Linked DNA regions of Mus musculus: region 1 is linked to region 2. Evidence: chromatin loops called from intact Hi-C (ENCODE). Cell type or tissue: left cerebral cortex. All regions are shown on one strand. Each heading gives the region's core, and the rest is flanking DNA. Links, peaks and the distances in the headings are about the cores only. Region 1 overlaps Nhsl2 (NHS-like 2). Region 2 overlaps Nhsl2 (NHS-like 2).

What was found. Hi-C counts contacts between places; a loop is a spot of excess contacts. Peaks named below come from ENCODE experiments on the same cell type or tissue, not always from the same donor. Only the 100,000 strongest peaks of a DNase experiment are listed, where the experiment ranks them.
Region 1: a loop joins it to region 2, with 5 times the contacts of the local background. A loop is called at or near these places in 1 of 42 quality-filtered maps.

What each region holds. Positions count from the first base shown.
Region 1 is chrX:102,024,561-102,040,891 of GRCm38, forward strand. The region is part of intron 1 of Nhsl2 (NHS-like 2); the gene reads left to right. Among named protein-coding and RNA genes, the nearest start is that of Rtl5, 39 kb to the right of the region's middle. In left cerebral cortex, for the core only: no CTCF peak of the experiment used is centred there; DNase peaks (open chromatin) are centred at 6,277, 7,444 and 8,091.
Region 2 is chrX:101,947,021-101,963,351 of GRCm38, forward strand. All of the region lies in intron 1 of Nhsl2 (NHS-like 2), which reads left to right. Among named protein-coding and RNA genes, the nearest start is that of Gm25828, 42 kb to the left of the region's middle. In left cerebral cortex, for the core only: a CTCF peak has its summit at 7,398 (motif pointing right); DNase peaks (open chromatin) are centred at 7,348 and 8,864; H3K4me3 peaks cover 233 bases; H3K27ac peaks cover 960 bases.

The sequences.
Region 1 (16,331 bases), core at 5,252-9,251, 77 kb after region 2:
AGTGCCTTTTCTCACTGAACCATCTCACCTGCCCAAGACAGCTTTCTTGTTGAACAAGTGGTACTACACTTAGAGGCCACCAAAAAGCTCATGTTTGAGGAGCTGGGGCTCCCTCAGTTTTTTCCTCAGCACCCCTTGCCTGTGCTTTCTTTCCTTTTGCAGCCGGCTTCCTCTTCAGACCCCAGGCCAAATCTATTTCTTTCTCTTCATTCCCTGTCGAAAAGATTCCTCAGATGTTCTGTCTTCTCCCATCAAATGCCAGTGAGCACACATTTTGAGATTAAAAATAAGAGAGAAAATTCATCCATCTCTTCCAGTGGGTTTTATTGTAGTGGACCTGGTCTCAGGGTTTATGTAAAGCAAAGCTTTCCTCTAGGGTTTTCATAGCAGACAACCACACTAGCAGCAATTCTGTGTTTACAGGAGAAAAGTCTTCATACATTCTCAGCAGAAACAAATGCACACATTCTGTGGCACTGCCTGATTTTCACATGACTTCATTTCCCATCACTGTCACAGGACCCTAATTTAAATTTCCTTTCTCTTTGGAATTACCAAAATACTCTGCTGGCCTCTCAGTTAAGCAGGGTGGAGGGTTCATTTCCTTCACTTCCTTGTAGGGAGCAGGCAGTAAGTAATAGGAGCCAAGGTGGAGATCAAGGGTCAGCGTTTGGTTTTAAAGATTAGCAAAGTCAACCAATGATCCTTATCACAGTGTAATTTTCAAAGAGTTAAGACGTGAACTCATTCAAAAATTTATTGAGGTCAGATGTCGAAGATTTGTTTAACTTACTAATGAAGGAACCAGCATCATGGTAAAGCTGGTTTGAAAAGCTACATAAGGGCTGGGGAGATGATGCAGTGGGTAAGGTACTTATCATGCAAGTGTGAGGACTTGAGTTCGAATCCCCAGCACACACATAAATGCCTGGTAGGTGTAGCAGCCTATCTGGAATCCCCAGAGCAAGCTGACTAGCTAAACTAGAAAAATTGTTAAGCTCTAGGTTCAGGAAGAGACTCTGCCTCAATAGGAAAAGTGCAGGGAGATCAAAGAAGACTCCTAACTTCAACCTCTGGCTTCCACACACATGCATACACATATGAACGTAGCCCCACACACATACACATGCAAAAAAAGAGAGAGAATGAGAAATACATGAGAGTTAAACATAGAATTACCTCAAAAAGAGACTGGCATGATGGTTCAGTGGTTAAGAGCATTTGATGTTCTTGCAGAAAATCAATTCCCCAACACCCACACCACGGCTTACAGCCATCTGTAACTCCAGTTCCAGGGGATCCAATTGCTCTTCTGGCCTCTCTGGGCCCTGCACACAAGTGGTGCACAGATATACACGCAGGCAAAACACCCATATATTTAATTTTTTTTCAAGAATTATCTCAAAAAGTTCATAATTACCATGCAACCTAAAAGTTCTTCTTACAGCATACTCCAAGGAACTGAAAACACTTGAACAGATATCTGTACATGAATGTTCATGGCAGTAGTATTCATAATGGAAAGTTTAAACTAACCCAGATGGTTATCAATTGGTGAAGAGAGAAATAAAATACTGTACTCAATGTAGGAAATGGACTATTTGACCACAAAATGAAGTTCAAATACATGCTATGATTAAGTCCTGACATGACCCTAACTGAACGAAGCAAGACACAAAGAACAAATTTTGTGTAATCCCATTTACATGAAGTATCTTGAATAGGCAAATTCATAGGGGTAGAAAGTAGATTAGAAATTACCAGAGCCTAGGAGAAGGTAAGCAATGGGAAAGCAAAAGAGTAATGGGAAATTACTGCTCCTTTCAAACACAGATGTTTGTTTATTTAGTGTGTGTGTGTGTGTGTGTGTGTGTGTGTGTGTGTGTGTGTGCTTAAACATGTACGTACATGCATGCGTGTGTGTGTGTGTGTGTGTAAGTCAGGGAACAACTTGAGGGCTCAGTTCTCTCCTTCCTTTACTGTGGGTTCCAGGATCAATGGAGGTCATTAGGCTTGGAGCAGGAGCCTTCACCCAGTGGGTAAACTCCCAGACTTGGAAACTATTGCTTGATAGATATGTAGTTTTCATCTGAGATGATGAAAAATTAGGTATGGATAGTACTGGCCACTTTACAGCATTGTGAATTTAATTATGACATTGGCTTCTTAGAAATACTTTTAAAGGGTGGGTGGCTAAAGAGATGATGGCTCATCAGTTAAGAGAACATACTGCTCTTGCAGAGGACCTGAGGTGATTCCCAGCTCCAGAGGGATATGACACCTCTGGCCTCCATGGACACCTGCACTCATATGCACGGACACACATACAGAGCCCACATGATGGTTCACAACTACACATAAATCCAGATCCAAGGGATCCGATATGTCCTCTGATTGCTTAAGGTACCAAGTATACATGTGGAACACATACATACATGCAGGCAAAGCATTCACACAAGAAGGAGGAGGAGGAGGAGGAGGAGGAGGAGGAGGAGAGGAGGAGGAGGAGGAAGGATACATCTAATAAAAAATTTTAAAAGAACTAGAATATAGCTAAGTGGTGGAAGTCATGCCTAGCACCTCAACACAAAATATTTTTAGAAATAGATATGATAGTCTTGAAAAGAAAATTGAAGTACGATTAAAATGGTTGTTCTACAAGATAATATAAGTATAATTTTGAGGGACTACTTTTCCTGCTGAACAGAATTAATTTTAACTGTGATCAGACAAAAAATCATTTGCAGCTTATCACTCTCCCACAAGTTAACTCCTAGCTTCAGAGTCTGGGCCTTAAGCAATAATACCTAATCATCTAGTGTTCTTTGGTGTTCTCACCTTTAGCTGAAGGTTGTTCGGTGATCTTGTGTTGTTGGGCTTTACATGGTGTTTACTCCTTTCTTTTCCTTCCTTCCTCCCTCCCTCCCCCTTCCCTCCCCCCTCCTTTCTTCCTTTTTTTCAGATAGTCTTTCCCATATTCCAGGCTAGCCTCCTACTTTATAAGTAGCCAAGGATGATCCTGAAATTCAGATCTTTTGACCTCCACCTGCACAGTGCTGGACTGACAGGCATACATTATACCACCACATTCAGTTTATGCTAAGGATCCAACCCAGGGCTTCCTGCATACTAGGCCAGCACTCTTCCAACCAAGCTACATGCCCAGCTTATATTGTTTTTATTAATACCGCAAAGAATGCATGACAAAAAGCAATCCCCATATAAGTTTTCATGAAAAAGCCTTCACTTTAACTTCAAGGCCTGACTCTCATGAGTATTAGCATCTTGGTGACATCTTCTGGTACCACATTTCAGACCCACTTGAGTCCATTCTGAACATGACTGTCAGGCTGATGTGCTCCTTTTGATGTACCACCCCCAACTCATTCCTGATCCACTGCACATTTTCTAGGACATCTTACAGAAGCATCTGGAATCTGGCTAAAGCTTGGAAGAGTGTTCCTTCCCGTTGGTTCCAGCTAGAAAGCATCTCTCCACTCCTGACTAGCCTGTCCTTGCCTGCATACCTTTGAGCTTACAGATATTTTCACTGAATGTTGGTCTTATAGCCTCCCTGGCCCATGGCAATGTCTCCTGAATTGCCGTCATCCATGTACATTTGTACCATTTTCTCTCTTTCCTTTCTTCCTTCCTTCCTTCCTTCTTTCCTTTCTTTCTTTCTTTCTTTCTTTCTTTCTTTCTTTCTTTCTTTCTTTCTTTCTTTCCTTCCTTCCTTCCTTCCTTCCTTCCTTCCTTCCTTCCTTCCTTTTATCTTTCTTTTTTTTTTTGGCTTTTGTGTATTTGTTTTTGTATTTGCTTTGGGCTTTTGTTTTTTCTTGAGACAATGTTTTGCTGTCAGTTAGCCCTGACTGCTCTAGAGCTCACTCTGTAGACCAAGCTGGCCTTGGACATACCCACCCCCGCCCTAACTTCCCTGGTGTGGAGTCATACCCCACGTGCCATCAGCTCAGCTCATCAGTGCTATGTTCTAACTTCAAAAACACCTCTCTTTTTAAAAAAAAATGTTTCTAACTTCTCAAAAGTAAAGTCAATGTGCTAAAGAAAAAGTTCATTAGAGTACCAAGCCATGTCCTGCTTGATTCTGTCCTTTAAAATTGTTGTTCTTTGACAACTTCAGACGTGTTGTAGATACTGTGTTGTGAGCATTCACTCTTCATTGCCCTCTCTCATTCCTGAAGAAAATGCCAGCCCCCTTTTGCAGTACCCCATTAACTGCCCACAGACCCTCAGTGAGAAGTGGGGCTTCATGAACCCCATCCCTATATCAAAACATGGTGCCTTTGGCTTCACATGAAGATGGTGGCAGCCTCCTAGTGCTCAGCTTCAGGACAGTCTTCTTATACACTTCATCAGAGCATCGATGGCAACTAGCTCAGGTGCTCTGCAAGGACAGTATACACTCTTAACTGCTGAGCCATCTCTCCAGCCCCAATTGTCTTCCATGTTGGAAGTGTGTGATTCAGGCACTGGCTTTGTTTGTTTTACTGGTAAATTAAGGACATTAACCTTTAGTCATATGCATTGTTTGTGACCATTTTCTCATGCTTTTTGTTTTGTCCCTTTACTGTTGGTTACCTCCTTTGCCATGCAGATTCTTCTGCATTGTACATAATTCCACTAACCATATTTTTTTGAGATTTCATCTATTTTTTTATATGCATCGTTGTTTTGACTGCATTTATGTCTGTGCATTGCCTGTGTGCAGCATCAGCAGAGGCCAGAAGAGGGCATTGGATTCCTCTGGGACTGGAGTTACAGATAGATGTTAGCTGCCATGCATTTTCTGTGCCTGACTGAGTATTTTGCCTGCCTGTATGTATGTATGTATGTATGTATGTATGTATATGCACCACATGCATGCCTGGTGTTCATGGAGGTCATAAGAGGGCATATGATCCCCTAGAACTGGCATTATAGACAGTAGCAAACTTCAATGCTGAGAATTGAACTCAGGTCCAATGCAGAAGCAACAAGTGCTCTTAACTGCTGAGCCATCTCTCCAGTCCTGCTTATGAGTCTTGAGCTAAGTTTGGACTTCCCAAATCAATACACAGCCAGGCTCCCCAAACAGTTCTATTTAGTGATGTTTCAAAAGTAAAAGGAAAGCCTTTGTTTCTGCTAGTTGTTTAGCATGGAGACAAGGCAAGGCATCTCCTCTGTTTGCCAGTGTTCTTGAGTTTTGCGAGTGTCACCCTCATACTGGAGCCTGCCTGCCCATTGCGGGAGCTTTAAGTATGTTAAGGCAAATATGAAAGGTGTGTGGGGCAAATATTCGCTCTAACCTTAGATGTGGTCATACCTTTTTCTGTGAGTTTACCACTGTGGTATGGCATAGCGAAGCTCTCCCTCTAAGCTTTCGACACCTCGCAGATGTAGAGCTCTTGGCCTGGTACCTATCTGTCATTAGCGAGATTTTCTCCAACTAAGGCAAAGACGTGTACAACTTACCTCCATGCTATCTGGCTCTGTAGTAGAAGTAGAATTATTTCTTCTGCCCAGGAGAATAGGATGGGTAGATGAGAAAGCCTTCTTAGTCCTCCTTCTTCTAAAGCCTGTGACATTCTACGAGGTAGGTCATTCACTGATTGTTTCTTTGCCCCAACACTGTTTGATGGATACAGGGTAACAACAAAGTCACCCTATTCCTAGTAGTGAGCAGTGAGCATCCTTGTGCATTTATCTGTGCAACATGCAAGTATTCTCTTAGTATAACTTTATGCAGGTGTAGCTAGTAGGTCATGGACAATTAACATTGGCTAAGCACCAAAATATTGCCCTCAAAAAGGGCCTGGGGGGTATAGCTTGGTGATAGATACTTGCCTACCATGCACAGGCCCTGAGTTCCATCATCAGAGTGATAAAATAAAAGCTACACTCTCACACTTTCCCTCAGCTATTGTGTTCCCACTTATTCATGCTACAACTTTCACATGAATGAACCATGTCAAATACATTATGAATATTCATAATGGCATGGTATGGTTTCTTGCTTGTTTTGTTTTGAGACAGGGTTTCCTTATATATCCCAGACTGCTCATGAATTCAAAGCAATCCGTCTGCTTTAGCTTCTTAAGTGCTGAGGTTACAAGTGTGCACCACCACGCCCAGCTATGACAACATGGTTATTTTTGTATGTGTGAAATGTAGGTATATATCTGTGCGTGTGTAGGTATGTGTGCATATTGCACACATGCATATGGAGGCTAGAGGTTGATGGTCGGTGTCCTCCCCTATTGCTCTCTATTTTGTCTTTTGAGACATGATCTTTCACTGAGCCTACAGTTCACCACTTGTCTAGTCCTTCCCATCTCCACACCACCTCCCTTCAGCACTGGAAATGCCGACATGCTACCATGCCTGGCTTTTTACAACAGTCCTTTGAAACCAAACGCAGGTCCCTTTGCTTGTATAGCAGGCACATTACTCACTAAGTCATCTTCCCCAGTTGCCAGTATTATTTTCTGGAGAGAGGGGCAGCTGGGGAGAGAGAGAAAGTAAGTGAAGAATAATAAATAAAATTGTATGCTCCAACAGTAGAATACTACATAGCACCAGTTTGCCTGGAAAATACTACCTATATCAGCATGGATGTCTCTCACAAACATACCATGAAGCAAAGAGAGCAAATTGCAAAAAGGTTATGTACAATTCGATGTGGATCAGAATGTACAAAGCAATATGAAATAGCTTATGATTTGTGAGCGCATACACAGCACCTTTTTAAGTATGCATGTATACTTAAGACACAGACATCCAGTTCGGGACAGCACTTCCTCTGCAGTTGCGGAGGTACTGAAGCTTCAGCTGGGGCAAATATGGGAAAATGAATTTGTTTCTAATGGTACTTTGGCATAGCTTGAAATAGCTCAGCATCTAAAATGAGAGGAAAAGAAAAGCAAGGCAGAAGTTGTTTCTTTTTTTTTTTCCTTGAATAGGAAATTGAGGTGCAAGTTCTTGGATATCTGGTACCTTGGAGAGGTAGATAATCTTCACAGGAGGAGGCTCACTCTGACTCACTGGAAGTCTGCTTTCCCCAGACACTGGACTAAACCCTTGGGATGGATCATTTGAATGATATAATTGTTGCCTTCCAAGCCCACAAGGATGGTGACTCCTGAGTTTTGTGACTGTCACCCTGTGTGCCCATTGGGGGAACTCTGAGTAGTACATTGAGCCAAATAAGAAGGGCGCTTGAGGCAAGTGTTTGATCCAGCCTTAGATGTGGCCACACCTTTTTCTGTGAGTTTACCACTGCTTCAGGACCCAGTGAAACAGGAGCAGTGCAACACTTACTAGGACTAGAATTTTGCCATGGTGCCTGCCTCTTGAAAGCAGTGTTGCCTCATTAAATGACACAACTGACACAGTGGAGTCATCCGGCCTTATCAGTACCACTCGATCTAAAACAGAAACCAGGATGGGTGGGGAAGGCTGTCTCTCAGTGCTTGGCCCCCGTTGCCATGGGCCCTGTTGCCATGGTTCCCAAGCAGTTTCACTTATGATTTCCCTCAACCGCTTGCTTATGGCAGCCATCAGCAAGCAGGACCTAGAAAGTCGCTCATGCAGACCAGGAAGAAAGCTGATAACAGAAAAGACAAGTGAGGAAGGGAAGTAATTAAGCAAACACAAACACATGGGAAGAGGAGGCGGAAGGAATTTGGTGTGAGGCCCAGAAACAGTTTGGTTTTTATGATATTTTTTTTCTTTGAGATGTAATGAACTGGAGAGGCTGGGTCAGAATTTGCTGAGAAGTCCCCATTATGTAGCTACCATGTGACACAGGTACAGCAACTCCATGACCTGGATTTCCAAAAAAAAAAAAAAAAAAAAAAAAAAAAGTCCTAGTTTTAAGAATTCTATTCTTTGTCAGACTAAGGATCCTGATTTTTTGATTCAAGAAATAAGGTCACTGTAGTTACAGTGGCTCTCTAAGTCATCCAGGAAAGCCTGATTTAGAATCCCTCCCCTGGCTGGTTGGCAGGGAGTCCCCACAGGACCTGCCTCTGGGCCCTAAAGGCCTGAGTGAAGTGGCCTCTTATTCAGCCAAGAAATATCAAAGTGCTTCGACTCCACGCCGCTTTCTTCAGCTCTGTAGTTCTCCAAGGAGACAGAGCCAGAATGGCAGTGTTGTGACCCTGTCAGAGCTGCATTTCAATGCGAGCTGCATTAACTCAATGAACGCAGTGCTGGGCGCCTTGCTTTCCTCGCCTGGAAGATGAGGACAAATAAGGGCCGTGGCAGGGTTATTCTGAGAATCAGCTAGGTGTTTGCTACCTTTAGAGTGCAGTGAGAACGTTAGCTGCTACCATTCACTCTGTGGAACTGGGCTTGTGTGGCTCACAGCTGTAATCCCTGTACCCAGGTGGCTGAGGCAGGAGGATTGCCAAGAGTTCAAGTCTAGGCTAGGCTCCATAGTGAGTTCCAGGTCAGTATGAGCTGCAGAGTGAGACCTTGCCTCAGAAAGAAAAGAAAAGGAAAGGAAAGGAAAGGAAAGGAAAGGAAAGGAAAGGAAAGGAAAGGAAAGGAAAGGAAAGGAAAGGAAAGGAAAGGAAATCCACTCCTTCATTCAACAGATAAATGTGTCCTCTATACCAGCCATGAAGCCGAACCTAGGGACATGAGGGTGAGCAAAAATCAGACATGATCCTTGCTAGCATGACGGTTTCAAATCAGAGGGGTAGGCAGACTTTGGTCAAAGATTACCTCATGCAAAGTCCAAGCAGAAGATAAATATGGCAGACAAATTCTTTTTCTTTACTTTTGGAGACAGTGTCTCACCATGTATAGCCATGGCTGGCCTGAAACTCTATATGGACCAGGCTGGACTTGAATTCATTAGAGATCCTCTTGCCTCTGCCTATAGAGTTGCTAGGATTAAAGATGTGCACTACCATGGTCAGCCTGGATTCTTTTATTTGTGTTGATTTTATTATTGATGTTTAGGTTAGCATACAAAGAAACTGGTTCATTGTGACATCCTCATATATGTGTCATTGTGCTTTTTTTTCTCAGTCATTCCCTTCCCCAGCCCCCCTCCCCAGCCCCTCTCCCCACCCCCACCCCCGCCATGTCTCCTGCCTATCTCTGCCTGGTTCCCTAAACTGACTGCTTGTTCTGGGGGCGTGGCTCAGTGGAAGAATATTTGTCTAGTATGAAAATTGTGTTCAGTTCCTCTAAACAAACAGATGATTGTGGCTGCTGGGTGGAATCCAGAAGAACAGAGTGTTTGGGGGACTTCTGCCCAGTGTGGCAATTTACACTAAGTGTGTGAAATGATCAGCTATGTGTAGATTTTAGAAATGGAATCAATGGAACTGACTGAGGGGATTGATTGTGGGGTGAGGAACACACAGTAGGTATTTTGACTGACTGTATATGCATGACTTAGATCACTTCGAGTAGCAGCCAGTCCCAAAGCTGCTGAGGGGACACTGGTTAAGATCCCATGTCCCTCATATAGAGTAGCATGATGCTAGTCCTTCAGTCCAGAAATCAGTTGCTAGACTTCATCGTCAATGACCATTTAGCATTTTTAAAATATGCCTTTGTGAAGAATAATAAAGCCAGATATGCATTGGCTTTGCATTTGATGCGGATTTCCCTTTAAAGGTAAATCCTTCACTTCCAAGGTTTGAATGGAATATTACTTTAAAAATAGCATAGTTTTCATTAAGGGAGGCTGTGGAAAACATTCCTTAGTCTACAATCTCCTGGTGGGGCAGTATATGTTCTTTGAATTGGATTCCTTTCAAACCTTTAGCCCAGGAGCTTTTGTTCTGAGAGGCCAGGAGACAAGAGGGTCTGAAAGACGAAGGGATGCTAAGGGCCAAGGACAAACTTGAGTCTCATAACTGCAGGTAAGCATGCATTTGAGTTCCTATGGGGACTTCATGCAAATGATTTATTGTCATATTTTGCAAGCTTTTGCTCCTCGCTGCATTAGCTCCTTAAACCTTTCTTTTAAGCAGAGCAGGCGTGGGGTTCAAATAGGCACCCAAGGCCCCTCTTTATGTGAGACTGTTTCATGTGCACTGAGAAGGAGCTCCATAAAGAATGTGCTATTTTTCCCACACCACTTGTCCCCGCACTCATCAGCAGGGCTTGCCTTTCTCAATCTGTGCAGGCCCACCCTTCAGAAGCCATTATCTGCTGACAATTGGTGGGGCTCTCTTGTCTTTTCTCCTTCTCTCAATTAAACTCTAAGGACTGCGATTCCCATCTGCCTCAGAGCAAACAGATCTCTTGTTACACCCACTTCCCAGAAACTGGAGAGCTTGTCTCCTTTCTCCAACCTCTATAGTTCTCCTTTTCAGAATGCTTGGCCCTTTTAGCTATTTTCAACTGCAGGTGGCAATTAAATTGGTTTCCCAAAGTTGGACCAAGCCATCTCACCCCCTACATTTACCCCATCCCTGGTGACCCTTGAACCAGAAAAGAAAAAAAATCATTTTGTGGGCTGCTATTTTCCTCTCCCTAAGCAGGCCTATGTAAATATACAGGTGATGTAATCACTCGGCACGATGCTTTTTCTCTAGATGAGACTTGCTGTCCACTTTACATAACGGCTGGTGGTGGTACCAACAAGGGCATGGAGACCTGCCTCCACCCTTTTAACATAGAGGTCAGCCCGCTTGAGAGGAGCCAAGGGCCAACAAAAAAGGGAATGGCTCTTCCATTCACAGAGCCTTGTGGGTTTCAAAAATGGAAGAGGAGAACAAAAGGGACAGAAAAATGAAGAGTAAGAAAAGGGAAAATAAGAGGGATATTTACAAATAGAGACAGTGGTGAAAATAGAAAGTGGTTTGTTTTTCCTTTACTAGTCTGATTACAGGAAGTATTCTAGTACATTATTTTAATGTATGGAATAGGAATCTATTTTATCTACTTTTGTTCTTGTGGTTTCCATTGGGAAAATCTCACATTTGTTAACATTGCAAATAGTACTGAAAGATCTCAAAGGGGAAGGGCAGGTCACAGTCCTGTCTCCACCTGCACCCCCACCCCCACCCAGCACTCTCAAGTTCTCCACATACTCCCTGGAGGCCAGCAATGGGAACAATAACTCCTGTGTCATTACAGACTTGTTCCCTACGTACTTAAGCCTGTGTGTGCTTCACATGTACAATTGAAGACAGCACTGATCATTCTGGCCCTTGCTTGTTTGTTGTTGTTTAAGGTGTTATTTGGAATTGAGACAGCATCTTGCTATGCAGCCAAAGCTGAGTTTTGTGCCCTGTCTGCTTCAGCTTCTAGAGAGGTGGGATTGCAGAAGTACACTGCCACGCCCCCCATTTGCCCCTCCCCTACTCTGTGGCGCTACAGACTGAACCTAAGGCCTCACATGCACTAGGCAAGCTCTGGGCACTCTACTGCTAAGGTGTATGTATCCCCAGCCCTCTAGTTTTCTGAGACAGGATCTCATTGAATTACCCAACTGATCTTGAACTCACTCTATAGCTCAGGCTAGCCTTGAATTTTTTGATCCTCTTCAGTTTTCTGAGTAGCCAAGATTATAGACATACTCCACCATGCCCTGTACTTGCTCTCCCTCACCCCACCCCACCTCAAGCCCTGCTTTTTAATTTACCATTGACTCTAATGTTTTCCCACTTCCTCTTTGTCTGTCCTAGGGACCCAGGGCTGTGCATGTGCTAGGAAAGTGCTCTGCCACTGAGCTATAACCCCATCCCTCATCTGTGTGGATGCAGTATGACGTACGGAACCATTGCCATCCATGAAGACTTACTTAAAATAGAAGATCCAGCAGCATTCCAACCAAGAGAAATGTTATGTGAACTATAATAACAAGTCACATAAGGATTTTTGGATTTTCCAGTCATACTCAAATATTACACGTACAGATCTGAAATGCCACCTTTATTCTTATATACAGGAGCTTGTTTTAGAGTATCTATTTTGTTCCATTCATCTCTTTAGCAGTTTGGCAGTAGTAGCCTCCATTTCCAGTAGTCACATTTCAAAATTAAAAGAGGCCTAGAGCCACAACTTAGCAGTGCAGCGTTTGACTGACATGTGTGAAGTCGGGTTCTACCCCCAGCACCCCAAAAAAGGAAAAGAGGTGATAATAATTTAATGACATATTTTATTTAATCCAATATATAACAAAATAAGACCATATACAATGCACATTAAAATTATTAAAGCATTGTCTATTGTTGGATTTTGAAACTAGTGTAGATTTTACAATCCCAACCCGTTTCAAATGCTTACGAGTCCCATGTGGCTGGTGGCAGTGGCAGGTGGACAGTGGAGGTTGAGCAGGCATGGAAATCTAAAATGTCACCTGAGCTGTGAGCCTCTGTGGTTGGTAGGAGTGGATAAGGAAGTTAGATGCTGTGACCTCTCTAGCCTTGAGTGGTGAGCAAAGGCACCAAAGACCCAAAAGGTCTTCCTCTTTTCCATGCGCTCCAGTTCTGCTAGCCAGAAATGAAGAAAGAGCCTGCTACTCAGGGCTCTCCTGAGGCTCAGCACCAGCTTCCTTCTGTCCACCCTCAGAGGCAGCTCTTCTTACAAGTTTCGTTGTATTTAAGACCCAGTGCCCATTTCCTTTTCTTTTTTTTCAAAAGCTGAATTGTGTGGCAAGAGGGCTTTGAGGAAAGCCCTAGCTCTGAGGTCAGGGAGGGTGTGGTGGGAGGAACCCACATTGTGGCTTACTCAACTGTGAGATCTTAACTGGGGTGGCCCACAGCTACTGTGGTCCTGCGCAGCAGTGGTGACAGCCATGGCAGCACAGTCTGGAGCTTGGAATGGTGAGCAAGGGAACAGTGACTGACTGTAAGGGGATTGGAGCTTGGGGTTTGGTACCTCATGGGTGCTGGCCATGTGGAAGGAGACAGACATCTGTAGAGCCCAGGTGATGAGACATCCAGCTTTGGCCCAGTCTGAATACACTGGGCCAGTTTAGGGAAGCACTTGGACTCCATAGTAGCTTTGAGGACTGCCCCCAACCCTGAGGTTGACAGGATGCTGAGAAATGGGATTATCCCTTCCAGGGCCACATACTTTTCCTGGGCAAAGGTGGTGGCTCAGTGCCAACTGCTTGATTTCCAAGCCAGTCCTCCTCCCTTGCCTGCTCTTCCTAACTGGCCAGCTACCAAAACAGAGCCTGGGGCTAGCCAAGGTTCAGAGCAGCTTTGCTGCAGGAGAAAAGGATTTATTCCTGTGGTAGCCTGGGAGGGAGCTCTTGGTCACCAGCACTGCCTGCAGTGTCCCCATCACCTCCAAAGTGCATGGTGGGGCGCCAGCATTCCTCTTTCATCCCGAACACTCCTGTGGCCAGCCCAGCAGCCAGAAACTCTCAATGGTATCAGACTCCTGAAGGGCCAGGCAGCAAGCTAGCTTCTTTCTGCCTGATCACACAAGCTGTAACCTCCCAACAAACCAAGCAAGGCTAGTAAAACAGGGTGATTTTATGGCAACTTAAAATGCTGGCTAGCATGATGACTTTCTGGCTCCCAACACCCTGCCCCTTTACCGGCTGGCCAAGATCCAAATGTCCATAGCACAAAGATTCGTGGAGAGTCGGGCACGTCTATGGGAACTACCCAGTAGTTGCTCCAGATGAATGAATGCATCTATGGATATGGACACATTCTTTCATGGTATCACATGGTCTGGGTATTGTTTTGTTTGTACATCTTACTCTAAAAGTCCCCAAATTTAAACTTGTCACTTTGTCACTTTGAACATCATGTATAGACACCTGGGTACCCACTGATCTCCTCCACTAAGAAAAGGTCCCAAAGTAAAACCAACTCGGGACTCTTGAGGGTAAGCTCAGAAAACAGTCTCCTGGCCCTGTCTCTCCCCACATCATTGCTTTGAGGCTGTTCCAAGCTGGAGCATCCTACCTTAAAATTACAAGTCTTAAGCCTGATGACTCTTACATATCTTTAGTCAAAAGATTTTTCATCTCCACTCTGTAAAATGGGGCTAAGAACACCCTGGAGTGCAGCAAGAAACAAATAAGAACATGTAATAGATTGAACCCTATGAAATTGCCCTAAGCAATTTTCCGCGGTTCCATATAATATTTTAAAAGTGCTTTATAAAAGAGAAAATGTGGCTGAAGAGATGGCTCAGTGATTGCTCTTCCAGAGAGATCCTGAGTTTAAAATTCCCAGCAACCATGTGGTAGCTCACAACCATCTTTAATGGGATCTGATGCCTTCTTCTGGTGTCTGAAGACAGCTACAGTGTACACACATTTTAAAAAAAAGTAAATAAATTTATAAAAAGGAGCAAACACTAAAGAAATAGTCCTAAATAAATATTTTTATTCTTAAGAGATAACAATTAAGATGTCACAGAATATTGCTTTTGAAGCCACTAGTCCTTTCTTTTATGAGCATTATGGGCCATGAAGTGGCAGAAGCCACTTCTCCACCAACAGGAAGTTGTGGGCGTTTTCTGGAACACTTGAGCTTAGGAAGAGGGGAATCAGGTATTTTTTAAGAGATCAGACTGGTTCGTGGAAAGCAGAGGAGATGAGCAGAAGGCTGACTCCTGATCATTCCTGCCTATCGATAATATTTTCATAAAAGCATCCTCTTGCTCCAGGTAGGAGTGGTCCCTCCCTGCCTCCAGTCGCAATTAAGAGGCTGTTGAAGATAGGCTTTCTTTTCCATGGGACAGAACCAGAAAGGTCCCAAGTACCAGAGACTTAGAAGAAACTGAAAGTGGACACCCACCAACCTTGCCCTTCACAATAGTGACCATGAGGCATAGGCAGAGCCTCTTGTCTTTGTGTAGTCCTGACAAAACTTGCCTTTGAACTCCAGTGTGTGAAGCGAGGGAAAAAGCCCCCTCACCAACTGTGAGAAATACAGTGGCAATGCAAGCTGTAATGCAAGCGGGGCCTGGGAAAAAATCAATTGATTCTGCATCAGGTGCCAGCACCCAGACCACCAAGGACCACTGAGGCACTAAATGAGCTGTTTCAGGGTGTCTGCCCAGTGTTTCCTAATGAGGGTACAATTGCGATTTGTACAAGACTGTGCTGTGCTCTGCATGACATTTACACGTGGTAGCAAGAGAAGGATGGAGGGCTGGTGAGATGGCTCAACAGGTAAGAGCACCCGACTGCTCTTCTGAAGGTCCTGAGTTCAAATCCTGGCAACCACATGGTGGCTCACAACCATCCATAACGAGATCTGACTCCCTCTTCTGGTGTGTCTGAAGACAGCTACAGTGTACTTACATATAATAAATAAATAAATAAATCTTTTTTAAAAAAAAAGAGAGAGAAGGATGGAAAGCACTCTGGAAGCCCGAGAGCCTCGTGGTCACTTAGAATCTTAGAATGACTGCTTCTACTAGGTGTTCCATAACCATGAATCCTGGGTGTTCTTTTCTAAAAGCCTTTTTGTGATTGGTTGGTTGGTTTTTGGTTTTTCAAGACAGGGTTTCTCTGTGTAGCCCTGGCTTTTCTGGAAACTCACTCAGTAGACCCAGCTAGACGATTTGTTTGTTATATGTATATGGGTGTTTTTCTGCATCTATGTATGCACCACATGCATGCCTGGTACCCTCTTGGGTTAGAAGAGGGTGTCCCAATTCTCTGGAACTGAGCTACAGATGGTAGTAAGCCACCATGTGGGCACTGGGAATCGAACTCTGGTTCTCTGCAAGAGCAATGAACCATCTCTTCAGCCCCACTGGGGCTTTCTAATTAGGCCAATGGAGGCAAGTAAAGTCACTCAAGCAAGACTGGAAGCAGAGAGTAAGAAGGCCAGTGAAAATACCCACCTGCTCTGAGCACTGAGTTGTGCTGCTCTGGGCTCTGGCATCTTGTGGCAGAAGGTCTACACAGAGAGTGGTGCATTCGCCATCATGGACATAGGCTACATGACATTTGTTCAAGTAAGTACTAATAGCCAATCATAGCTATGGTTAGAGTCCCTGTCGCACAGATGTGCTCAGCCAGATGACCACAAACCTCTAATTGGAATTTAGTCTGTTTCCCAAGCAATGCATTATAGTAGCATTAACAGTATCTAAGACTTTTGTCTCTAAAGAAACCACAGATACGTTTTTGTGTCACTGAAGCTGCTGCAGATATCTTGAGAAATTATTCCAGTCAATGGATACTTCGAAGTCTTGGTAGTTACCAGTGCCACGGCTAAATCCTGTTACTTAATGTGTTGATAATGAAGCATAGGTTACCTACCTCAAATTAAAAATCTGTATGGATAACCTTAAATCCAGCTGACTTCCTTTGCCATCCTATGTGTTTTATGCTTGTGAAAACATTCTGAGAAAAGGTCTATAGATATAAGGAACCCAAGCCA
Region 2 (16,331 bases), core at 5,732-9,731:
TTGTGCTTACTCAGGCCTGCAAAACCAGCAGTTAGCAGAACCCAAGCAGAAAGTTTGTGAGTTTGAGGCCAGCCTGGGCTACATAGAAAGATTCTGACTCAGCATGAATGGGTCTGACTTAGATCCCCTGCATACATGTTATCGTTGTATAGCTTGGTCTTCATGTATGACTTCTAACAGCAGGAAGAGGGGCTGTCTCAGACTCTGTTGCTTTTCATACTACTTGCCCCCCACTGGGCTGCCGCATTTAGCCTTAATAGGAGAAGATGCACCTAATCTTATTGCAACTTGATATGCCAAGGCTGGTTGACATCCATGAGAGGCCTCCCCTTTCCTGAAGAGAAGTGGAAGAGAAACTGCAGTTGGTATGTAAAATTAGTTAATTAATTAATTAATTAATTAATTAATTTTTTAAAAATCCTGGCTCAAAAGTAAACAAACAAACAAACAAAACCCAAGTCTAAACAACAAAGAGTACAGCCACTTCTTTTCACACTCTGTGGTCCTCTGCATATAGGTTGTGGTTGTGTGCCTGCAAAAGTGGGGTGCAGCCAGCATAGAAACCCTGCATAGAAAGAGCCCAGAAAAACAATACCCTCAGCTCACTTTCTCTTTCTTCCCTTGTCCATACAGGTGCCTGCCACTGGGTGAACGGGACTCGCATCCTGAGGGCAAGGGAGCTTGCTGATGTAGCCAGCACAGGTCAGCTACCAGGGCCAAACTGTCGGGGGTAGGGGGAGACGATGTGCAATGTGCAGAGGGGCAAGTAGACAATGGCCAGGCAAGCTGCCCGTCTTGGTGGCTGGCTTCTCCACTTACAACCTCCACCATTTCTGGACATATTTCTCAATTGCATTTCTCATTCCCTGTCACCGTTGCCCCTTTTCTATGCCGCTATTAATAACGGCACTTAACCCCATCCATTTACATTCCTCATTTAGCCCATTTCCCTACTCTCGCAGTAGAGTGGGAGCTCCAGCAGGGCAAAGACTTTGTTTTGAACACTGCTATTGTTGCCATCTGGTACATAGTAGGTGCTCAACAAACAGTGAATAAATGATTGAAGGGATGCACTGGCTTGGGCTACCCAAGGTGAGTCTGTTCTTAACTTTTTTGTGGTAGACTGTAGACATCCAACTTTTACTCATGCCTACTGGTATTGATTTCTTCCAAAAAGGAAGAATGGCTGTCATGTCTTCAGATCTTCAGGTGGGGAAGCCTTTGTCGCTCCCGGGATTGTGGTTACATGACGCTTTGTCAACCTTAGCCTGCTGTGTGTTATCTAAGTGTTAGCAACTGTGGGGCACTGGCCCTTCCTCAAAAAACACCCTCTGCACTAGTGTACCTGCTTTGAAATGAGGAGGATTGGAGCCACTTCCTTCAGGCTCAAGGGCAGGGTGTCTGGGAGCCATGTCCCCTGCCATCATGCTGATGAAGCCTGTCAAATTCAGATGAGAAATGCAGATGTCAATTCCTAGAACACTGCAGTTGTGTCAAGGATGTTTTAATGACACAAATACTACAACTATATTCTTAGCAATGTTGGTGCTGTTGCAGCGCTGGATGGAACCCAGTACCTTGTGTGTGGTAGGCAATCACTCTGCCACCGAGCCGCATCCCTAGCCCATGAATACACTGTTATTGTGAACAAAATCAGTTTGGCTGCTGTAAAAATCCTCTCCGTGTCAACCGTGCTCCCCAGAAGTAGCCACTGTTCTCCACATGGAGTGCTCCCCTTCTTAGGGATCTTCATCTCCGTACATAGCTTGGTTTTACATGGAAACTTAAAACCATTTAGTGCACCGAACACAGTAGTTGTCTGCAGCTTGCTTTTCTCACTTAATAATGTCTTGGAAACCTCTGTGTGAGGGGCGTCTACCTCACCGTTCTCTTGATTAAACTTCATATTTTCATCATTGCAGAATGACTTGCCATTTCAAAAAGAATACAGGTGCTCTGCCCCCAGCTTTTCTCTATGCTCAGAAATCCAGAACAGCACACAAGCAGGATGCTGACACTGGCCCAAGAACAAGCATTTCCCCCTGCCAAGCCATGCTTACCCAATGCCTACTTAACCCTTAGCAATCATGCTTTAAAAAGATTTACACTTGTGTGTCTGTGCACGCTAAGTGCCTGAAAAGCCGTGGTGTGGAAGTCAGAGGACAACTTGCTAATTCTCTTCTTTCCACGATGAGGGGCTGAGGACGGAGCTCAGATTATCAGACTTAGTGGCAAGCACTGAGCCATTTCACAGCCCCACCATTTCTTTGTCTTATTTCATTGACCAGACTTATTGTACACTATATTATAGTATGTAAGGATATTTTCATGCAAATATATGCTGTACGTTGAACACATTGTCCCATACCCCTTCCCCTGCCTGTCTGCACCACCTTCATATTAGTACTCTTTGTGACAGTTTCGCTTCTACTTCCATGTCCTATACATGATTTTATGTATCGATATAAAATCTAGGAATCACAAGTGAGAGCAAAGATATGGCATTTGTCGGTCCAAGACTGACTTAATTTGCTTAACATGGGCATCTCCCCTTGCATTTATTTTCCTGCATATAGTTTAACAACTTTGTTCCATTTCTTGAATTAGGTCATTTCAACAAAATTAAATAAAAACTACAATCAATCATCATGTCACCTTTAGGGATTTCTTTTCATCACCCCATTATCTAGGGCAGTGATTCTCAGCCTATGGGTTACGACCCCTCTGGGGTATATCCTGCGTATCAACTATTTACATTATGATTCATAAGAGTAACAAAATCACAGTTATAAAGTAGCAACAAAAATAATTTTATGAGCCTGGCAGTGGTGGTGCACGCCTTTAATCCCAGTACTTGGGAGGCAGAGGCAGGCGGATTTCTGAGTTCGAGGCCAGCCTGGTCTACAGAGTGAGTTCCAGGACAGCCAGGACTGCACAGAGAAACCCTGTCTTGAAAAAAATAAATAATTTTATAGTTGGGGGCTGTCACCACAACATGAGGAACTAACTGTATTACAGGGTCCCAGCAGTAGGAAGATTGAGAAGTACTGCTCTAGAGTCATTGTCACGTGTGATGACCCTGTTTGTTTATTTGTTTGTTCAACAGTCCTCCTTTGTTTTGCCAAGTGCTTTTCCGTGGTCTTGATGCATCAAAGAATGTTTATCCATTCCGGCATTGGAGGGTATCTGTAGTGTTTCCTAGGTTTGGCTTTTATGAATAACACTGCTATGGGCATTTACCTAGCAGCTTTTTAGTGGACGTAAACTTTAATTTCTCTGGGACACATGCCTAAGAGTGCAGTTCCTAGATCATATGGTACTTGAATTTAGTTTTTAAAGAATCTGCCAAACTGCTTTCTGGAGCATTCTACCATTTTACATTCCCACCAGCAACGTAGGAGGGATCCAATTTCTAGACACTCTCATCAGCGTTGGGTGTTCTCATGGTTTAGTAAAATGTTAGACATCCAGATAGGTGTGCTCGTGTCTCCCTGTGGCTTTAATTTGCATTTCCCTGTGGTTACTGATATTGAACATCTTCCCATGGGCTGAAGTGACAACTATGTCTCCTCTTCGGTAAATGTCTATTTATGTCTTTAGCTCATTTTCTGCTTGGGTTGTTTGCATTTTTAACTGCTAAGTTTTCAGAATTTTTAATACATTCCAGATTCAAGTGCTTTGTTAGACAATATGTTTTGCAGATATTTCTCCTAGCATTTAACTTTTTAAAAATTCCTCTAAATGGGGTCTTCCACAGGGTGAAAGTGTTAACCCTGATAAAGAACAATTATTCATCTTTTTTGTGAATTCTTTTGAGCCACAGTCTCAGAATGTAACCCATGCAGGCCCTGAATTCAACGTTCCTTCTATCTCAGCCTCTTGTTGGCAAGAATGACAGGCCTGGGCCCCAATTTCCTGATATGAACAAGTTTTGATGATCAGATACGTGGTCTGGGTTATATGCCCAGCTGTAGATTTGAGTTTGAATTTCTCTTCTTTTCCTAATTTTCAGATTTTTAAAAAAGTTTATTATAGCCGGGTGTGGTGGCACATGCCTTTAATCCCAGCACTTGGGAGACAGAGGCAGGCAGATTTCTGATTTCGAGGCCAGCCTGGTCTACAGAGTGAGTTCCAGGACAGCCAGGGCTACACAGGGAAACCCTGTCTCGAAAAACCAAAAAAAAAAAATTTATTATGGGTGTTAGACATGATCATATGACTCTTTCTTCTTTAATATGCTAACAATGAACTAAATCTTTTGTGTAGAATTACTGTAAAATTCTCTGCACAGTTGGGGGAATTTATCAATACAACCACTGAACCTGGATATTTCTGTTTTGAGTTTTAAACTTTAAATTTGCTTCTCTCATTTTTTATTTTTATTTTTTTAAAGCTCAGATACAATTTTATTATAGCTTAAAATGAAAACCCAAAGTCAGGCAAGTGGCAGACCTCAGAAGCTTCCCAGAAGAGAATGAAGGGGAGAAAGGGGTGCAACTTCAGTTAAATGCACACGGAGATTACCTTATGATAGCAGACAGCTACATGGTGGGACAGGGGCTCTATAGAAAGAGAAAAGAAGCCCATTGTGTTAGGAAAAGCATAGATAGAACAGAAGTAAAAAGAAGCAAAGTCATACTTTCCTGAGCAATTCAGAAAAGCAGACTAGCTTAGGAAGTAGTGTGGCTATGCTCTATAAGAGACTGCAGTAGGGAAATCTGGGAAGGAAAAATACCATATTGCATTAAAGGGATAATTATTCCTCCTGTTTCTTTAGCATAGTATAAGGTCATCCTGCCTTCTGGGGAGTGGTCTTGCCTTCCTGAGGGATGGTCGCTTGGCCAGGTGATTGACCCAGCCAACTGGAATGTGAGGTCCCCATTCAGGCTAAAGATCTATTCTCTTGATCAGAAGGAGTTTCCTTTAATGAGGTCTTTCTCGCTACTCTAATGATACCCCTGCCCCCATGAAGAAAGAGGCAATCCTAAAATCATTAGGAGGTAGGCAGAAAATAGTGCACAGAACCCATTTACACCATGAAAACTTAGTTCTTGTTCCAAAACTGTCCACCAGAAGGGGCCGATGACACTGGAAGAACTCAGTGCAGAGATTTTCAAGTCTATTCGTCTATCCCTAATACAGTAGAGTTGGAAGTCTATACTCTTTTTTTAAAGCCTCGTTCACTTTATCCCAGTTATCAGTGTGCAGTTCCCACTGCACTCTAAATGCCTACTGCTATGTCCATACCACAATCCATTAAGTACTCTGGATTTAATACTTTGTATAGGGAATTGTCTTTCACTTTATTTTCTCTAAAGTGTTTTTTTTAGCATTCTCTTTGCATGCTTCCTGGCTTTAGAATGAGTTTGTTGAATCCAATGAATAATTTCTGTGGCAATTTAGCTGGAATAGTAGTGAGCTTATAGACTGCTTTAAGGAGACCAGACATTTTTTTTCCTCCTTCGTGCAATGTTTTTCTCCTTTACAAAGACCACCAAAGCCTGCAAGAAAGGGAGCCAGGGCTAAAGAACACATAGAACTCACCTCCCTGACTTACGCCCTCCCCTTATTTGTGTCTGTTTGTGAAGGCCTGAACTTCAGACTCCTGAAGTTAAATATTTATTTTAAATCTTTAACAGGCCGTGAACGCTTAGTCTGTTTTTCAGTAGTACCCACGAATAGAGACAATACCTTCTTTTCCTGATCACAAAGAAAAAGAAGATGTAGTCACGTGCATACCTAGTTAAACACTGTCAGGAAATGGTGGGGTGGTGCCTTTCTAGGTAGAGCTCAGGCTGACAGAAAGTCATGGTGGGTGGGGTGGGTGGGAATACCAGTGGATGCAGAAGCATGAAAGGTTACTCATGTCTAACTTTTTTTCTGTGGCTCTAGAGCACCATGTCCGTTCGGTGGTGCTACTAGCCACAGGTACCCACATGGAAACCAAATGGACCTCGATGCTTGGCTCAGGCTGGAGCTGTCTGAATGATTCATCAGGCTCTCTCAGGGTCAAACCTTAGGTCTACAAAGACCTTCAGCATCACGGGGAAGCAGTCGTTAGCTACAGCTTTCCACACTTTCCTCAAAGGGAACAGTAGGACCTGGATTAGGGTTTCTTTGGCTTCCACAAATGCTGTCTGGGCAAGCAGTGCTGTGCCTACCTATGTTCCATTCAGCCCAGAGGATAGGCCGTGCCCTCACAAATCTGGATTCTCTTCTGCATGTTTATTGTCTCCAAAGCAGAGGTGGGACCTTAGCTGCAGGCTGTGATCTGTGTTTCTTACAGTCTAAGGAAACAAGCAATATATTACTAATAAAGAAAATAAAACAGGCAGTGGCAAACACCAGAGGCGGGTGCAAAGGCGATGTGGACTTTAACTGCATAACTTTTTGATCTACTAGTAAATCCTTCTTAACCCCAGAGCCATGTCCATGTCATGCACTTGATTCAACTGCACATCCTGCCAAGGTTCCAGGGTCATCTTAGTTGCCTCTCTCTCTCCCATCTGTTCCAATTTCTGGTGCACATTCCTAACTCACAGCTCCTGCTCCTATTCCCATGCTTAGGTCTTGTTTTGCTTTGCTTTAGAAACAGTCTCACTATTATTCTTAACTATGTTGCTCTGGCTGTCCTATAACTCACTTTGTAGACCAGGTTGGTCTCAAACTCAAGGAGATCTGCCTGCCTCTGCCTCCCAAGTGCATGTGTCACTATGCCCAGCTCTGTGTCCCGCTCCTTAACTCAAAGCATTTCACACACTCAAGCCCCACACCTGTCTGCCTTTCTCATTAGGAGCTATTTTACAGCTTTTAATTTTGAAATGGTAAATGTTTGCTATAATGCTTGAATTTCAAAGTCCTTTATGACATCATCGTTTAACTGACCCTTCCTGAGTGTGTCTGGTGTGTGTGAGTGGAGGAGGGGTGCAATTTGATGCTGTGGAAAGCCCATCTCACCTGAACTTTGGAGTCACACATAACTGAGTCATATAGCCCCTCCCCTATTCTTTAGCGGTTTGTTCCCTGCCTTCGCCCCCATCTTCCCCTGGTCCTCAGTCTCTATCCCCATCAGAAGTTGTAATGAATCGACGCGAGGTTCTGGTGTGTGTGTGGGGGGGGGGGTGAATAATGCTGGGGTTCATACAGGACTGGGGCCCAGGAGGGCAGAGCAGGCCAAGTGTGCCCCGGCTGGTTTGCGTGAGCAGAGCAGCTCTGTGCAGCTCCGCGCGTCACCAGGCGCGTGCGGAGGCGGCAAGAGCGGCGGGCGGTGAGTCATGGTCCCCGCGCACCTCCGGAACTGGAGGCTGCTTGGCGCAGCACAGCCCCCGCCTAGCTCCCTGCTCCTCCCCGCTCCTGGGGCGGACGGGCGGCATGAAAGCCTGATGCCGGGCGGCAGAGGGCGCTGCTGTGCAGCTGCTGGCAAGCCAAACAAAAAAGGCTGGAGCTGCCTCTGGCTGGGAGGGATGAACAGCAGCCCAGAGGCGGGGCGAATGGGGGAATGAATGCCAGGGCAGCCTTGCTGTTTTTAAGAGAAAGGAAGTGTACTTCAGAATGATTCATCCCTGCACAGAGTGATGGGGCAGTGGATCCCCCTACCCACCGAAGGAGAATGCCTTTCTTGCTTAGCCTAAGCTGTCTAAAGTTAGCAGCATTATCCATTCCTTAGAGAGGGTCCCTGATAGAGCGGGTTACCTCTTTTCAAAATGGATCTGCCCAAGGGACTTAGCCTGCAACCTTCTTTCCTCTGATGATTGCCACTTGAGGAAAGTGGCCTAAGATTTGAGCTGACAGTAATGCAGGGCAAGAGAACGTGCTCTACTTATCGGTGACCAACGTCCCACTGTCGTCGTGTTTTTTTTTGTCTTGAAATTGCTCTGTGTGTGTGTCCTTGAGCTTTTGCTCAGGGTAGAACCCAGAGCCTTGTGCATAATAGATAAGTGCTATTCAACTGAGCAACATCCCCAAACCCAAACTTAAGCACCATCATTCATTCATTCATTCACTGTGAACATCTTCACAATGTTTGAAAGCCAGTCACAGTGCAGAGAAGGAAGAGAACCAAATGTTAAAACAATGATCCTTAGCAGAAAACAGCTTATGCTTGACCCGGGACACCTAAGTAAATACATGCAAGAGCTTCATGCTGCACCTTGGAACTGAGTTGTTTTGGTCGCTGATGCATTCTGGGAGCACACAACAGTTACTGACACACAATAGACACTCATTTGTCCAGGGAATGCTAGAGACGTTCAGGAGAGTACATGGGACCCAGAAGAGTCCAGGATGAAGATGTTAGCCAGATGGAGATTAAGACAGAGAGAAAAGAGCCTTGGCAAAATAGAGGTCTCCATCCTCACCTCCCTGTGCCTCCCTTCCCTCATTCAAGGAGAAAAGCAGAGACCTGGCTCTGAATCTAAATGTGCTTCCAGAAATGAGCCCAAGTGTATAGGTTAGGGCCTGGCCAGAGCTTCTGACCTCTGACTTAGCTCGGCTTCAGATTACAAACTTGCCTATTTTCCGTGCTCCTCTCCCCCCCCACCCCCTCACTCTGTCTTCCCTCAAACTCCCCTAGAATAAATTATCTATGACATGAAAGTCTGTACTTGTGTTTTGTCATGAGGTTTATTTTTTGTATTAATTGTATTTCAAAATAAAGGCTTTGTTGTTTACAGATCTTTATACTAGCACAATTTTGCTGTAGGAAAACAAGTCAACACTTTTGTACTAAGAATAAAATAAAAATCCAGCCATAGTTTCACCGTCCAAAGTAGTGCTTGGCGTTTGGAATGCTTCCATTACAATTCACACACACTGGCACTCATCCAGTTAGAACTGGTACAGACTGAATCTTATGTTCCTAAGAAAAACATGAGCTTGGACAGTGGTCTCTTGCCCTCTATCAATAACTCTGATGGCAAGACGTTTTGGCTGAGAATCCCAAACTTGATTCTTTAAGCAGCTGAGGCTCCTCAGTGTAAGTCCTTGGGAAAGTTCAGAGAGCTTTCTCTGAGCCAGTGCTGTTTCCACACCATGGTATGGATGCCTCCCTAAGTCTATTTCAGAGGGCCACAGGAAAGAAGTGCTGAACTCCTTGCTGGGAGGGAAAGGTGGAGAAGGGACCTATTGCCCCACTTGTCCAAGGGAGAATCCCTAAAGCAAGTCCATAACCCTGGGTAACTTTTTGGGAAGCTGATTTTCTCAGCTTCTTTAACGCTTCAATATAAGTATGGGAACTCTTTTCTGTCTTTAGTCCTTGCCTTTCAAAGACACACACACACACACACACACACAGTCCCTGCTTTCAGTGTAACACGTCTTCATATCGAAGGAGCTTAGGTGAATAGTCTAGAGTCAGACAAGGGGTCAGAGATAGATTTGAGACTGGAACATCCTTTCAGACAGTTAAGCTAAAGTGCTCTTAGGTGATTCCTCTATTCAGAAGCTTTTGAGACACCCTCCTCCCTGTAGACTGGAATGGATGATGCTGAGTCTGACAATCAAGGTCCTCCATGGCCTCTTGATTCAGCTCAGCTCTTCTTCCCAGACTGACTTTTCGCTTCCCAGGATCCTCTTCTTCACTCTCTTTCACCATGCTTTAGAGTTCGCTTGTCAGGGTGCCCGAGCTCTCTGAGTTTCTGGGAGATAGGGTGAGAAAGGACTCACTCCATTTCTCAGGCTGGCCTTGAACTTAAGATGTCTATTATGGCTAACATTGATTTTGAAGTTGACAAGATCTGGAATCAGACATTCCTTCCGTCACATTTAGCATCCTCAGTTTCTAGAAACATTGAGTCAAATGAATCCCCCACTTCTTTTGATTATGGGACACTGGGTCCTCAATGCTGCCTCAGATCACCCCAACTCAATGGTCTGTGGCAGCTCACACACAACTGCTTTTTGCACCAACAAAGTCCAACCTGGCTCACTGCTCACTCCATGACCTCCTTTCAGATTGTGTCTTTATAAGCAAGATCTAGGCTCCTGGGAGGGGACAGGACTTAGTCTTAGTCCCCTCTTTATCCTTCACAACTCAAACATCTCACTTTGTCCTTCCTCCACCCTCTCATGGCTTTTCTTTCTTTTTTCTTTTCTATTTTTAAAGGGTTATTTAGTTAATTAGCTTTTCTTTAGGCAGGTCTCATTGTAGCCAGGTAACTATGCTGCCAAGGATGACCTTGAACTCCGAGTCTCCTGCTTCCACCTCCCAAGCTCAGGATTACAGGTGTGCACCACCACTCCCAGCCTTCATTTCTTTTTGGAAATCCAAATGTCCTCTCCCTGCCAGGCATGGGATGGCGGGAAGGCCAAGAGCTCTAGATGGTTCTGATCGACAGGGCACTTCAAGAATGTGAGACCAGAAAATTGATTTTGGGCCCCGGCCAGTAAAAATATTTGTAAAAATGGTTGGCAATTAGGTGGGGCCCACCCATTCCTAGAGCAGATAAGGAGGAGGTGTGTGGTGCTGAGGCTGACTTGAAGAGTCCTGGGGACCAGTGAGAAAGCGAAGGAGCATTGTTCGCATTTTCCAAATGAGCACATAGAAAGGGAAGTCGTGATTATGTAGCTGTTGAAAACAGCATTTCCACTCGTTACCTGAAACAATAGGCGCTGGGAGTGTAGCTCTGAGAGGCGGTGATGTCATGGGAATAGCATGAAACAAGCTGCTTGCAGACCATGACTCTTTGACCTGGGGTTTGGTCCCAGCTCTACCTCTGTTCTTGCTCACTGTTAAACCTCGCTGGGCTATTTCCTTGGCTTAGACTTGGTTTCTTCCTCTCTGATATGGCAAGGTAGGCAGAAGGGTGGTATGTGAGCAGCTTGAACTGTCTGCTTCTTCTAACGCCCTGGGCATTTGAGGTATGTGACAGAGAAAAGCCCAGATCAGGGAAGTACTCTTGGAAGGCAAGACACAGACAAGGTGGCTAGAGAGGTGACAAAGCCTGGTGGCTAGAGAGGTGACAGGGCCTGATCCAGGGTAGGGCCGGTGGTTTGATGACTGTGAAGCTGACATGTTCTGACAGGAACTGACTGAAAAGGTTCTAATAGGAACTGGCAGGAGAAGGGGAGGGGGTGACAAGAAGGATGGAGATTTCATTTGCCTCTGGAGCCCAAGTGAAAGTAATCTCGAGTCCCAGGTTTAGCTCTGCCTGCACATTAAGAGGTTTCAAGCATGTCCTCGCCTCCCTTGGGATCTCAGTGGCCACATGTGTCCAGTGACACCACCCAAGTCATAGACCACCACAACAAGTTGCAAGGGCTTCAGGTTCCAAATTACCTACTAGTTTGCAGGAAATGTCTGAACTCTGTTTGTTTGTCCTGGCTTTTGATTGTTTGTTTCATTTTGTTTTTGAGTTAGGATTCTCTATGGTGCCAAGGTCCTCAAAGTTCTAAAGCTTACATGGGAAGCCTAGGGCCACGGTAGACGTTGTACTGAGAGCCACTGGGGAAGAATAGTGAGGGGAAGCCACAAGTGATGCTAGCAGAAGCAGACTTGGGGACATTCAGAGGTTACACCTAAGGGTGGGCAGTCCCTGAAAAAGAGCTTGCTTCCAGACCCGTCAAAACTTGGCCTATGCAGTATTGAAAAAGCAACCTTTAAAGATCCCAGGTCCCCAAACAATACAGATTGGAGAGCAGTGTGCCTGCAAACCCAAGGCCTCGTGCATGCCAGGCAAGCGCTGATGGGCCCACAGCTTGAACCCTATATTGAAAAAGTTCTTCTTGCACACAAGAACTCAGCTGGAGGTGGGGCTTTGGGTTTGGATAAATGAACTCTATGCCCTGTATCCATCCAAGCCATTTTTTCAGGTAACAGTAGTAAGAGCTGACACCTGATAAAGGTCTCCAGCGACATAATTAGGGAACGAAACACATCATCTGTATTCATCAACTCATTTCACTCTTACAGCAATGCACACTTTACAGATGAGATGGACACAGAGGGGCCGAGGACGGTGTCCAGATCACACAGCTGACGAGTACGAGGACAGGCAAAGCTATCTCCGGAACAGTAAAGTGTGTCGCTATTCGCAGCACCTGTAACTGTCACCAGTAGAATTACAGCTATTTTCAGATCACATTATGGCTGTTGCAGGTATCTCAAAAATCGTTTGTACTCATCACTGTGCACTTTGAAATTATGGCAGTCATTAGAGCCTTTGCTGAATCGTGATATATTGAATATATTAATCAAGCAGCACGCATGACTACATTGTAAATCGTGCTTCAGGAGCTGGCCATCAGTTTCCTTTCTGATCCTAGGTCATTTGCTTACTGCACTGAAAAGCATTTTTCCTCAGAAAGGGTCGATAAGCAGTGCCAGATTGCCAAGGCTGTGTATGGCATGACTGGGCAGACTCTGCTGCTAGATAACTGGGTGCTGGAGGCTCAGAGGTACCACACTGAGCACTCCTCCAGGTCCCTCTCCTACACGACCACTTTTCCCAAACCAGTAATGACAACCACTAGGGCACCTGGGCTGGCTGGAGTCATGAGCAACCAGTGGCCATGCTGGGATGGAGACCTAGGTCTGTCTAAGTTCAGTCTCTGCCCACCGTGGCTTGGCCTTCTCTGGAAATGTAGTGTCCGCCCTCCAGTACAGTTCCCGCAACCACAAATGACCTACTTCAGAAAGGAGATACCTGATGTGTCAGTAGATCACACCACCTTTGTAGCTCTCCAGTGCATCTCCATAGCTGGCATTTAGAGCAAGGTCCTTTCCTGGTAGGAGGGGAGCCTTAAAAGCGGGCCAGCAGGGGTGTGTAGCCCAATGGCTGCCAGCCTGCCGCACACTTGAGTCCACATCCCAACATTGCCTGTGTACACTTAGGCCCATGTTAGAGATTCGGGCTTCCATTTCCTTAGCTATTCAGTGAGGACAAGAATGATCTCTCCTGGCCGGGCGTGGTGGCGCACACCTTTAATCCCAGCACTTGGGAGGCAGAGGCAGGCAGATTTCTGAGTTCGAGGCCAGCCTGGTCTACAGAGTGAGTTCCAGGACAGCCAGGGCTACACAGAAAAACCCTGTCTCAGGAAAAAAAAATCTCTCCTTGTGTGGCTCTGAAGAACCTGAGAGACAATCGCAGACCTCCCGCTGGACCTGCTCCAGACTATAGTGTATACAGAGCCACTGTCTATGTCCTCACAGAGACTGATGCACGGAGGGAGCCTGAGGCATCTGGAAGACCTTTGGGAGATACTGGCCCTTCCTCATAGCTGTTAACAGGACTCCCCTGCTCTGGTTTCCCTGATGTGTTCAACAGCAGACACCCTTAGCCTCCTGCTTTACACCTCTGCCTGCAAGTCAGAATCAGCTAAGGAGCTATTTTGTTTCTTTTGTCTCTACTGTCTTCCTTTGAGACACTATCTTAGCACAGGCTGGCCTTGAACTCTGGATCCTCCTTCCTCAGCCTCCTATAGTGCTGGGACTACAGACATAAGCCACTACACCTGTTTGCCGAAGAAGCTTTCTTTGAAAATGGCCTGGACCTCGCCTCCAAATCATGGAATTAGACTTGGGGTAGGGAGTAAGAAGAAATTGTTTCTAAAACTTCTTAGAGGAATCTTAAGTGGAGATATGTGAGAGTCATGGACTCGAAAGGAACCAGGCGGGATGTTGCTTTAGGGGACAAGGAATGGAGTGGGGAATTTGGAGCCCATGCCCTGGTACTGCAGACAAGATGAGAAGGAACAGAAGTGTGGGTGTGAAGGGAAGCTGTGTGTATGCTTTAGGGAGGAGGAGGGGGACCTGGAGCCCACAATCAGAAAGAGCTGGACCCCAAGCCAGGCCAGACCAGGGATCTCACTCACTAATTTTCTGTCAGAAGAAAATGGGACATTTTAAGTCAAGAGACAGACGACACTGTGTTTGTAGCCTCCTCCAGGTGGCAGATATGAGGAATGTTAACACATAGTGAGGAGCATTCAGCCCTGTACCCCCAAGTCCACCCACCTGCTCCCTCATACACTCACATCAGACACCACCTTTAGCCCAACTAAGCAGAAAGCCCCCTGTGCATCAGTGAACATAAGATGACCAAAGCAGGGCCGCACATGGAGGCAAATGCCAGGCTGCTAAGGGAATGTTTGCTACCCTTTGCTCTGGCAGAAGATTGCATTAACCTGGAAACTGGACAGGGTGGGCTGATGGTTAGCTTTCAGTATAATCAGAAAGGAAAGTGGTCAAGAGGAGAGAGGCATGCATGCAGTGACATGGGGACAAATGATAGAGCCAGACCTTCTGGCCCAGTGATCTTTGCTCCACCCCCTTTCCTGGTCCCCAACTTTCAGCTTTGGTCCCTAATCTGCCTGTGCTGGGAAAAGTGAACAGATTCCTGCTACAGCCCCGTGGCTCTAACTGGCCCTGCAAGGGAGGTTTGAGTCAGCCTCCAGCTCAGAGCATGGATCAAAAGCCAAGGCACAGAGCATTTTAGGTTTCAGACCTGTGTGCCCTCCACTACTGTTTGCTTTAGAGCATCTTTTGCCAGGTGAGAGTTGTCTGGCTCCCCACCCCTACAGGGAGACTATGACTTTAAGAGAGGAGTCAGAACCATGGGGATCGGTTTCAAGCAGCCCTCAAAAGGCAAATCTGGATTGAGTTTAGGAAGAAAAAAGAAGGGGTTAGCTTTGGTCCTGCCTCCTTTCCCTTCTCGAAAGCTTGCCCCTCCTCCAGCCTACGCCTGGAAATTCACTTCTTTTGGCCTGGAGGTTAGGAGCCTACCAGCAACCTTGTCCTCTCACCTGGTCCCTCCCCTAGTTCCAGAGCACACCATCTGGAGGACTGCCGAGCTAGTGGCTGCAATGAGTAGGTATGTGTCTGAAATTTCAACTTTCACTTTGTCAAAGCTGTCTGGGGAGAGGTGGGAAGGGTTCCAGGGCCTCCGAGACCCTTGGCTATAGGTGGGAAGAAGATGAGTGGACTTTGCTGACTCCACCAGCATCTGTGTGTTCAGGCATCCGTAGGCCGATAGGAAAGCTTCATCCTGCAGCCTGGCCCATTTCCACCTTAAGTTACTTACCAAACCCATAATACGTGGGAGCTTGGCAGTGTAGAGAGCTTTGAGCTCTGTGCAGCAAGAACACTCAGAAGGTAGATTTGGCTTTTGTTATTATTGCATACAAGGACTCACTATACAGTCCAGGCTAGTCTGTAACTCACCATCCATCCTCCTGCCTTCTGAGTGCTCAGATTGCAGACCTAGACTACCATGCCCTGCAGAGGGATTTGTTTTTATGTAAGATGTTGAAGTCCCTGGAAGATCAGCTTAGCTCTCTAGGTTGAAGTCATGAAGCTCGGCATCTTTCCCCTACCCCAGTGCAGCCTTGAGCACAGTGGGAGCAAGGTGGGCAGGTCCTGCCTTTGGTCTTAATGCCTATTTCCTGGTCACTGGTCCTGGAGCAAGCTTCTGGCTCTAAGAGTTCAGCCTTGTATGTCAAACCTTAGAGATCTGCCATCCTTTTGCCAGGCCTTTTCATGTGTGTGTGTGGGGGGGTCCTAGCACACACTCTCTCTCTCTCTTTCTCTCTCTCCCTCTCTCTCTCTCTCTCTCTCTCTCACACACACACACACACACACACACACACACACACACCACTACCACTACCACCCCTCTATGACACAACAAAGTTCTCTACAACCAAATGACCACTTAAGAATCAGCATTCTCAGCTGCACCACTCTCTGGGCACTCTTGGGCAGCCATGCTCCCAGCTAGCATGCCTTCTGTCCAAGTGGTACCAACTCAATTCAGTCGCAGGAACCAAGTTCTCAGATGCTCCTGGCAGCTATATATCCTGACAATACTTGGCCCATATAGAATTCTGATGGGCTGTCCAGGGGTCTTGCTTTACCCCTAGTGACCAGAGACACTGGATTGGTACCTTCTATATGGCCGGACTCTGGAGGAACCTGTTGTTCCCAGCAGAGGACTTTGGGAGTCCTCCTTAGTTGCTGAGATACTTACTGTTCAAGAGCCAGGCTCCAGTCTCTTTCAGGAGAGACTGCTGTCAGATGAGATGTACCTGCTTTGGTGCCAACAGCAACAGCATCTATTATGTCCTTATCAGGTCATCTTGGGACACTGGAGGCTACCAATTCTTTTTTTATTCTGAAGCAGGCTGGGTGTACAGGGAAAGGCAGAGTAGGGATGTGGAGAAACAGCCCTCGTAGAAGAATTGGCTGCCATATTGGGGAGTCAGTGTACGCCCAGACACATGAGCAATGGGCACCAACAGGGATCTCAATGTCACTTGGCTACAAGGTTATTTCTGAGCCTGGAAAAGAGTGGGGAATTGTATGTTGCTTGCCAAGGCTAGGGGGTTGCTGTGTTTGA